2 separate regions of the Homo sapiens genome follow, and region 1 is linked to region 2. The links are chromatin loops, found by intact Hi-C in ENCODE. Cell type or tissue: IMR-90. All regions are shown on one strand.

Region 1 (5,000 bases), 290 kb before region 2:
ATAAACAAAAAAAGCAAAGTTGGAAGGATGAAAATACAAGCTTTCTCAGTGGTTAAGAGAATATGGCTTACGTCCAAGGCCAAATTGGAGCAACATATTCCTTTCCATCTGTATTAGTCATCAATTGCCACATAACAAATTGCCCCACGATTTAACAGCTAAAAACAGTAAACATTCGTTATTTCACACCATTTCTCTGGGTCGAGAAGGCAGGAGAGACTTAGCTAGATGGTGCTGGCTCAGGGTCTCTCAGGAGGTTGCAGTCAGATGTCAGCCAGTGCTGCCATTATCTGAAGGCTCGCTGGGGCTAGAGGAGTCTCACAAGGTGGATTACTCACATGCTCAGCAAGTTAGTGCTAGGTGTGGATGGGAAGACTCAGTTTGTAGCCACGTGGGCTTCTTGGGCATCCTCACAAGATGGCTTCTAGCTTCTCCCAAAGTGAGCAATCCAAAAGAGAGCCAGATAGAAGCCACAGTGTCTTTTATAGCCTAGCCTTGGAAGTCACATGCCATAATTTCTGCAGTATCTATTGGCTCCATGGGTGGGCCCTTTGTCATAGAAGGAAACTAAACAGGTTTATATATACCAAGAGATAGGAATCACTGGAGGCTGACACCACACCAGCTGTATGGGGACAGCCATTTTCATCCTTGTGATGAACAGCAAGCAAGAGGGAGAGAAAATGAGCAGGGTCTATACTAGCAAGACCGGCGGGAACAAGCCCTTGCAGGCCTTAAGAAAGGAGGGAGCCATGCACATATCTGGGAAGAGTATTTGAGCTGGAGTGAAGAGCCAGTGTGAAGATTTCAAGGCCAGGGGTATCCTGGGATATCTGAGACCTGGGTGGTTAAATTATGTGGTTTAATTCACATTTTCCTGATGAGGAGTCATATTCTATATTTTTTCTTATGCTTATTGGCCGTTAGCCTACCTTCTTTTGTCAGATGTCTAGTCAAATTTTTGCTGATTTATTTTTATTTTTATTCTTTGTCTCCCTCAAATCATGGAATTTCTTTTCTTCTCTGATTTTTTCATAAGGTTGGATGCCTTCTTCTTTTCAAGTGTTGCCCAGGCATGGTGGCTTTTGCCTCTAATCCCTATACTTTGGGAGGCCGAGGTGGGAGGATCACTTGAGCCTAAGGGTTCGAGACCAGCCTGGGCAACATAGTGAGAGCTTGTCTCTACAAACAATAATTTAAAATTAGCCAGGAATGGTGGTGAGCGTCTGTAGTCCCAGCTACTCGGGAGGCTGAGATGGGAGGATCACCTGGGCCCAAGGAGTACGAGGCTGCAGTGAGCTATGATTGCACAACTGCACTCCAGCCTGGGCTGCAGAGTGAGATCCTGTCTCCAAAACAAAACAAAAAAAAGTTTTTAGAGCTCTTTTTTGTATGTTCTGAGTGAAAACTCAAAGAGACAGATATATTTTCTTCCAGTTTCTGGCTAGTTTTCATTTTTTTAATGATGTCTTTTCATAAGTTGCGGTTTTTCATTCTGCTGAAGTCCAGTTTATCCATTCTTTCATTTGTAGGTAGTGCTTTTTGAGTTTCAATAAATACCAAATCAGACCCCTCCCCCGCTACAAAAAAAAAAAAAAAAACGATATGGAGTATCTGGGCATACCAAACTTCACTGCGTGGACGTGGAAAGTAGGTGACTACAGTCCAAGGCCTTGGGCCCACCGCGCTTTTGTGAGGAATACATGCAGACCAGTGTGGTAGAGTTTTTCACTTGCTTATTACTTTTTCAGTTAGGAAATCCTCAGCTGAATTGTACCCTTCTGCTCCACTAGCAGGGAGCTCTACAAATATCCCACTGCAAACAAGATAAATCGCCAGACGTGTCAAACACAATGGCTTCATTTCCTCACTCCACACTCCTTGCCAGTCTGCCACCCTGAATCCACACAAGCAGCTGGGTGTGGTCATCCATGTACTGAACCAACATACATTTTTGTTCTTCTCTCACGCAGTCTCTCTGCAGCATTTTACCCTAGACCATTCCCTCTTCAAAACATGTTTTCCCTCGGCTTGTATGATATCAAGAGCTCCTGGTTTTGCTTCTACTTATTTAGCCATTTCTCCTTGTTCTTCTTTGCACCTTAACCTCTTCCACTTGGTGATTATGCTGGTCTTGGTCCTCTGCCATCCTCTCATCTTGCTCCACACTCTCCCGGTGGGAAATCTCTTCCAAGCTCATGGCTTCCAATGTCACCTATGTGCCCAGCACCTCCTAAATCTGTAACTCCAGCCTGGCATGCTCCCCTGACCTCCAAACTTACATTTGCAGCTGCCTGCCTGGCGTTTCCACATGACTGTCCCAATGGCACCTCAAACTCAAGTTATTTAAATCATGGACTCAAGCTCTACATCGCCCTACCCCAAACCCTGCCCCAAACCTCATCTTTTTCCCACGTTCCCTCCTGCACTTGATGGCACCATCATCCGTGTAGTTCCACAAGATCAGAAGCCCAACCCCCTCCTTGCCCTCTCTCCTATGTGCACTTAGCATCACGGCCTTTGGTCTCCACCCAATGCCCTCTGCCTCCCGTCCTCTCTCTCTATCACCATCACCCTAGCCGGAGATGCTTGTCTCGTTTGCCTGGAGAAGAGCCTCCTAACTAGTCTTTCCATCTCTAGCTTCCACCTGCTCCAGTCTCCTCTCCACCCATATATGGGAAGATCTCTTCAAACTAAAGCTAACGATGCTTCTGCCAAATGCCTTGCTCCTGTTCCTAAGTGAAAGCCTGAAATCTTTCATAGCCCTGGGGATCTGACACCTCCTTACCTGTTCAGGCCCATTCTGTGCTATGTTCTTGCTCTCTACTTTCCAGCTATTCTGATCTTTCATTTTCTCAAAAACATAGAAAGCATGAACTCCCTTTCACCAGGGGGCGCTTTAGCAAGCAGTTCTTTCTGCCTACAGCATGCTCTCGCTCACTCCCTTCACTCAAACGACTTTGTCTCATCCCTGTGGATGCCACTTCCTTGGAAATGCCTTCTCTGTTGTCCTCACCCCACAGTGGGGCAGGGCTCCACGGAAACCCACCTGAGCACAGACCACTGTGCTCTGCATGCTCACTGAACTGAAGTCTGTGTTCCCTGCCGACCTGAAACTCCACAAGGAAGAGACTGGCATGTCCCCAGCAATGCCTGTAATGTGCCAGCAGTGTATTTGTGGATAAAAGGAAGAGAGGAAGGCAGAAAAATGCTGACATGTTGAGCTCTGATTTAGGGCAAATAGAATAAATTCTTTTATTTCCCAGTCTGCTGTCTTTCCCTCTAATGTACAGCAGATTCTTTCTTAATGATGCTGGCGGTCTCTCCATTTCCCACTTACATGACTGAAGTGTAGACTCATCCTGAAATTATTCATTATCCAGAAACATGGGGCTTTTGTAAAGTAAATTTTACCTCAAACCATATATTTGTGTGTACAGCTGTTTAAGCTATTCAGGCTTTCTTGTTTCCAAAAATTCAGATTCAGGAATAATAAAACAAGGATTCTTGTTTTCACCAATAGCTACAAACTTTAGAAGTTCACAAGGCTTGAGTGCAGTAGTCATTATAATAAAGAAATTTTGGCCGGGCGCAGTGGCTCATGCCTGTGATCCCAGCACTTTGGGAGGCCAAGGCGGGCAGATCACCTAAGGTCAGGAGTTCAAAACCAGCTTGCCCAACATAGCAAAACCCCGCCTGTACTAAAAATACAAAAATTAGCTGGACATGCTGGTGCACACCTATGAACCCAGCTACTGGGAGGCTGAGGCAGGAGAATTGCTTGAACCCGGGAGGCGGAGGTTGCAGTGAGCTGAGATGGTGCCACTGGAGTCCAGCCTGGGTGACAGAGCAAGACTCCGTCTCAAAAAAGAAAAAAAAAAAAAAGAAACTTTATCTTAAATTTCCAATCTTTTTTTTTTTTAGATGGAGTATTCACTCTTTGTTGCCCAAGCTGGAGTGCAGTGGCACCATCTTGGCTCACTGCAACCTCTGCCTCCCGGGTTCAAGCAATTTTCCTGCCTCAGCCTCCTGAGTACCTGGGATTACAGGTGCCCGCCACCACACCCGACTAGTTTTTATATTTTTAGTAGAGACGGGGTTTCACCATGTTGGCCAGGCTGGTCTCGAACTCCTGACCTCAGGTGATCCACCTGTCTCGGCCTCCCAAAGTGCTGGGATTACAGGCATGAGCCACTGCGCTCGGCTGACTTAATCTCCTTAATTGTGTTGAGAATTCTCTTGAAATCAAGTATGTGGTATCTTTGCCAACACCAATTCTCTGATTCACCCAAAATCAGCTGGGTGCCCAGCAGTTTCATTTTATTATGACACTAGCTATCCAGATTTAGGAGCAGACTCGACAAGTTTAAAGGCTCAGTTCCACAAGACTGACCCCCACGTCAGATGCCAACCCCAAGTACTGAGTTCCCAGGTTACCTACACCTCTGTCTGACTTGCTACAAATTCGTGGGTTCCCACAACCTCATCCTCAGTGGGATAATTTGCTAGAACAGCTCACAGAACTCAGGAGCACACCTTACTTACTATTGCCCGTGTATTATAGGGACACGGTCAGGAAGAGCCATATGGAAGAGATGCACAGGCTGAGGTTTGGTGTTAGGAGGCATGGAGCTGCCGTGCATCTCCAGGCACACCACCCTCCCTGTATCCCAGTGCACTCACCAATCCAGAGCTCCCCCAGCCCCATAGGTGAGGGGTGTTTATGAAGATTCCATTACATAGGCACGATTGATTATATCATTGGCCATGGTGATTTGACTCAGTCTGCAGCTTCTCTCCCTTCCCCAGATGTTGGGGAGGTGTGCTGAAAGTTCCAACCCTCTGATAAAGATTTGCTGTTTCTGGTGACCAGCCCCTAATACGAAGTTATTTAAGGCCCCGAGCCCAAAACCATCTTATTAAGATAAACCCAGGTATGGTCTAAATGAGTTCTTATCAACGACAAAAGACACGATCATTCAGGAAACTCCAAGAGTTTT
Region 2 (5,000 bases):
TTCCTACTTTGTCTTCTCTGATACCCCTGTGACAGGGGAGGGGTCTTCAGCTTGGCAAGGGTGAAGTCCAGGCTCCCCACTTGGCCTTTGCTAATGTGGGTGGTGGTGGGGCCATAGTTTTTTCTATGGTGTCTGGCTAGAGTAGAGCAGTTACTGTTTCAAAATTTTCTGTCTTGCTAGGCTGCCCATCTCTTGATCCTTTGTCAAGGGAGCAGAATTTTTGTTGAGGCTTTCTTTGGTCTGTACTTGACATTTCCAGGTTGCCAGCTTCTTCAGTTCCAACTTTGGGTATACGAGGCAGAAAAGAAAACCCTGAACTTACTACTTTTAGGTCACTTGGTTACAAGGTCCTTAGGTGGTCTGCTTTCTTCCTTACATCTTTGAGAGTCTTCTTATGCTTGTTTTTACATGTAATATCCAGGGTGTTTAGATGTATTTAGCAGGAGGAATAGGGAAAACTGTATCTGCTTCATGCTTCCACAAGCATAAGTCCAATCATTTACTTTAGTGGATTCATTTTTCTTTTCTTTTTTTTTTTGGTGAGACAGTCTTGCTTTGTCACCCAGGCTGGAGTGCAATGGTGCAATCTCAGCTCACTGCAACCTCCACCTCCCGGGTTCAAGAAATTCTCATGCCTCAGCCTCCTGAGTAGCTGGGATTATAGGTACCTGCCACCATGCCTGGCTAATTTTGGTATTTTTAGTAGAGACAGGGTTTCACCATGTTTATCAGGTCTTGAACTCCTGACCTCAAGTAATCCACCAGCCTCCGCCTTCCAAAGTGCTGGGATTACAGGTGTGAGCTACCATGCCTGGCCCTTTTTTTTTTTTTAATTGAGGCAGGATCTTATTATGTTGGCAAGGTTAGTCTTGAACTCTTGGCCTCAAGCAATCCTCTCACCTTGGCTTCCAAAAGTGGTAGATTTCAGGAATGATCCACTGCATCTCGCCTAGTGAATTCATTTTGATGACAAGAAGAAAAAGTTATCTATTAAACATGATTAAATAATTATTCCAATTCTCTTAAAAACATCCATAAGTTTTTTTGGTTGTTTTTTCACATCCATAAGTATAACTAAAAAAAAGTCACACAAATCATGGAATTTACTCTTACCTTGTTCACTGCCATTTGCACAAATGTTAAGATTGACATATGCACAAGCAGGACCAGGAAGGGAAGATCCTCTGGTGAGTGTAATTTCCAGTTCAGATCCCTTCAACTGAGCACATGAGAACGTATGACTGAGTAACTGTGGCACCTGACTGCAATGTGCCACACCATCGTGTAACACAGTGACTTCTCAGTAACAACAAGAGCTGTACACAATTGATAACATATTCAATCTCATTACTCAAAGTATCAAAAGCTACAATTTATATCCCATTTTTCTTCTCTTCTTATCCTGGTTTCTTAAAAATATATGCTCACTTAAAAAAAGTCAAATAATTACACAATATGCAAAATACAAAATGAAACTACACTGCAACTCGCCTCACTGAAAAAATAAACAGCCATCATCAGCCCCTCCTTGTCTTGTCCTACTTGTCTCATAGAATGAGACCGGAGCAAATGATTAAGCAAGTGACTGAGGTATATTTTAAATGATCAACTTTTTTTTTTTGAGACAGGGTCTTGCTCTGTCGCCCAGGATCGAGTGCAGTGATGCAATCTCGGCTCACTGCAACCTCCACCTCCTGTGTTCAAGCGATTCTTCTGCCTCAGCCTCCCGAGTAGCTGGGATTACAGGCGTGTACCACCATGCCCAGCTAATTTTCGTATTTTTAGTAGAGATGGGGTTTCACCAGCCCAGGCTGGTCTCGCACTCTTGACCTCAAGCGATCTGCTCGCCTTGGCCTCCCAAAGTGCTGGGATTACAGGTGTGAGCCACTGTGCCCAGTCTAAATGATCTACTTCTAAGTTATAAGCCAATATCTTCCCTACCTTAATATCATACTTTCATAAGTATATCTAAAATTCCTAGATGTAACAACAGAAATGCTATTGTAATCTTTCTTTTTTTGTACTGTACTTTTATGGAGAACCCACTACCAGAAGAGTTAAATGTTTTTCAAGCCAATTGCTATTTACTTTTAATGATAATTACCAGAATCCACACACTGCCTTTTCTAGTTTTAGAAAAAACAGGCCATTTTATTTCCGGGCAAAGCTCATGTACCCTCCTGGCTACCTTCCTCAAGAGAACTGTTGTGAAAACAGTTCCATCTTCCCTCCCTGCTCCATCTTTTCTGAGCTTCCACTCTCTGACTCTACCCACTACTGTCCAGAGCAATACTTCAAGACAGAGTGCTGTGCCGATCTCTACTGTGGGACAGAATATCAACACGTGAGTACACAAAGTCAAACCTAATCTGAAACCCTTTAGTAGTAGTTCAGTGGAACTCAGGACTCACCTGTGTTTTTTCTTGAATAAGGACTTTATCCGATGGAGAAACTGGATATGGTTTCAAGGGAGCCTTTATGGTGGTAAATATGAACTCTGTGTGGCTTTCAATAACACTATTCAGATATGTTCCTTCAGACTTTGCTTTATAGTACACTGTGATTTCATCAGTTGGAACCAGATTGCACTGAAAACACACACAGAAAAATTTAAAAGGGAAGTACATTCTATTAATCAGAACTGAAGGAAGGTACTGTTGAACAAGGGCTACAGATCCCATGCTGAATCATCACAGAAGGGCAGTCACCCTTCCCTCCCTGCTGGGTGATCCGTAAGACTAACTGCACTCAGTACATGATTAACTTTGTGTCTTTTTCACCACTCTTTGGGGGATAGGGCATGTTTCTTTTCCTAGAACAATCAGTACCTCATGAATGTTGAAACCAAGAAATTACTTAGAACCCACTTACAAAGCTCTGAACTGATTCAGAGGTCACAAGCACCCACTCATCTGCTGGAACAGCCTCCTCAGACCTTGAACCGTCTGGGAAGAAAGATGTATGTTAGCTGTCACTGCCCTCTACAGGGCAAGAAATTCCTGATTCTCTCACTAGCAGGGGCTTTGCAGCCCCTCTGCGCTCCAGGATGAGCTCCCTGCATATTCCTCAGCTCTCTAATAAGGAAAAACTACCCAACTCTGTCCAAATCCGGGAATCTCCCCTAAGCTAGAAGCCTGTCTATGCTGACTGCACCTCTGCCCTTCTGCAAAGACACTATCAGCTCTGATTACCTTCTGCTCCAGTCACAGGGGATATTCTGTAGAAGCCCAACGGAGCTAAAAAAAAGGATGGGAAAAGGCACAGGCTGGCTGAAAGCTACGACTTGGGAGTGAACACGTGGGGAGAGGAAGAGGAGTGACTTTTCTGCAGAATACATTCCAAATGGACTATGGATTAGTGATTGTTATGCATTGATCACTATGGTTTATATTACCTGCCTCTCCTATCTTCTCCAAACAACCAAAACAAACAAAAAGCCAAAACAGTAGCTTATTCTTAACTGACAAACTAACCTTTTTGCGAAGTTTCTGTATGCGATTGATGACTTCCCGAGCCATTCCTTCATCTACCATTGACTGGTCAGGAGTGACATCTAAGAGGACCAAAGCCTGTGGGAATGAACAGTGCACACCATGACAATCAAATAAGGAGAAACACTTCTTCCCAACTCAGCAAAATGTTATTTAAATCTGGAGAGTCTATAATGCAGCACTATTTTTTCACACAAATGAGCAAAAGCAATAAAATTAATCTAGTTTATCATTCAGGTACTTCTTCATAATCAGCTAGTCCTCTGTCTCTGGAGAAAGGTGTGCAGGTTTTTGTTTCTTGTTTTTTTGTAGGGTGCTGCTCACAGGAGATGCCCTGGGACCACCTCTTATCAGAGTCCCTCACATGACTCTGCTTTTTGGCCATCTAAGAAGTAATATCAACTCTTCTAATAAGTAAGATCAATAATCATGAAGCCCTTGGAGCAGCACAGCTTTTCAGGCCACAACAAGTGGATCAACGGCCTCAGCGCAGTCAACTCCAAGTGACTTTCCTATACCATGACCCCTGTGATCTTCAGGTTTGTCAGAACGACTCAAGACAAATTCTACAATGGACCACAAAACTTTCTGTGACTTAAACTGCCATATTTTTGCTAAGGTTAATGTTTCTATCTCATCTATTCTGAAGGTTGCTGATTATGATGTAGCAATAATGACACTATCGCTTCTGTTACACAGCATGTTGCAGAGTAAAATATACTCTACAAAAGACTTGTACATTAGGCATCATCTCATTTACCTTTGAGTAAACAGAGAAGTTAAGAAATGACTCACTTCATAAAGGCATCAGAGGTAGTGAAATGCATGATAAACTCAAAATTCCAGTCAGTGCAGGGCCACTACAACATGTAAGCCATGTCAAGAAACTCAGAAGCATCACATGACACTTTTGTAAGGTGGACAACTTTTCAGGCCCCTAACATCTGCTGTAATGAGGAAGAACTGCCCACTGTCAGTGTTTAGAAACCTCCTCCCTGCCTTCTTTCCCAGCTACGATACCTCCGACTCCTTGCCACTGTCTTCCCACGTAGAGTTCTGTACACATCTAACTTAAGCGCCTGGGTAAAGGACTGAGGAGGTCGACCTTCCTTTCATGGAGGTGCTGCTCTACCTTCCCCTGCACATGGTATGCTAAGCACAGAGGGACCCCTGCAATATCCCCAAACCCACATGCGAGATCTTACAACTATGCTGACTGGGGATGTCTGGTCAGGACTGCAAAGAGATAGTCTCTTCTCCAATATGGCAAAAAATATTGATCCTGGAATCTAAAACAGTTTGTATATTCTCTTGAAAAGAGTGTTCCCTGACCACTTTTCACCCTACACCTATTTTTGGATAGGAGCCCTCTGTGTACTTATTTCTACCAGATAACTTATCAGGTAGAATACTAAGAACTGGCTTAATTTCAGGTGTCCTTGACTGACTCATTCCTTGAAGGGTTCATTTTTGTGCAACCCCACACTTGGGACAATGACTGACATGTAG

Evidence for each region. Peaks named below come from ENCODE experiments on the same cell type or tissue, not always from the same donor. Only the 100,000 strongest peaks of a DNase experiment are listed, where the experiment ranks them.
Region 1: a loop joins it to region 2, with 10 times the contacts of the local background. A loop is called at or near these places in 2 of 110 quality-filtered maps.

What each region holds. Positions count from the first base shown.
Region 1 is chr9:91,952,040-91,957,039 of GRCh38, forward strand. No RefSeq gene overlaps it. Among named protein-coding and RNA genes, the nearest start is that of ROR2, 4.3 kb to the left of the region's middle. RefSeq lists an enhancer at 2,768-3,062. In IMR-90, a CTCF peak has its summit at 2,897 (motif pointing right); DNase peaks (open chromatin) are centred at 2,922 and 3,352; H3K4me3 peaks cover 309 bases; H3K27ac peaks cover 1,473 bases.
Region 2 is chr9:92,239,743-92,244,742 of GRCh38, forward strand. It overlaps IARS1 (isoleucyl-tRNA synthetase 1), which reads right to left. Exons shown (of 34, transcript NM_002161.6): 28 at 3,474-3,569; 29 at 2,412-2,588; 30 at 1,114-1,219. Among named protein-coding and RNA genes, the nearest start is that of MIR3651, 50 kb to the right of the region's middle. In IMR-90, a CTCF peak has its summit at 2,980 (motif pointing left); a DNase peak (open chromatin) is centred at 2,699; H3K27ac peaks cover 3,615 bases.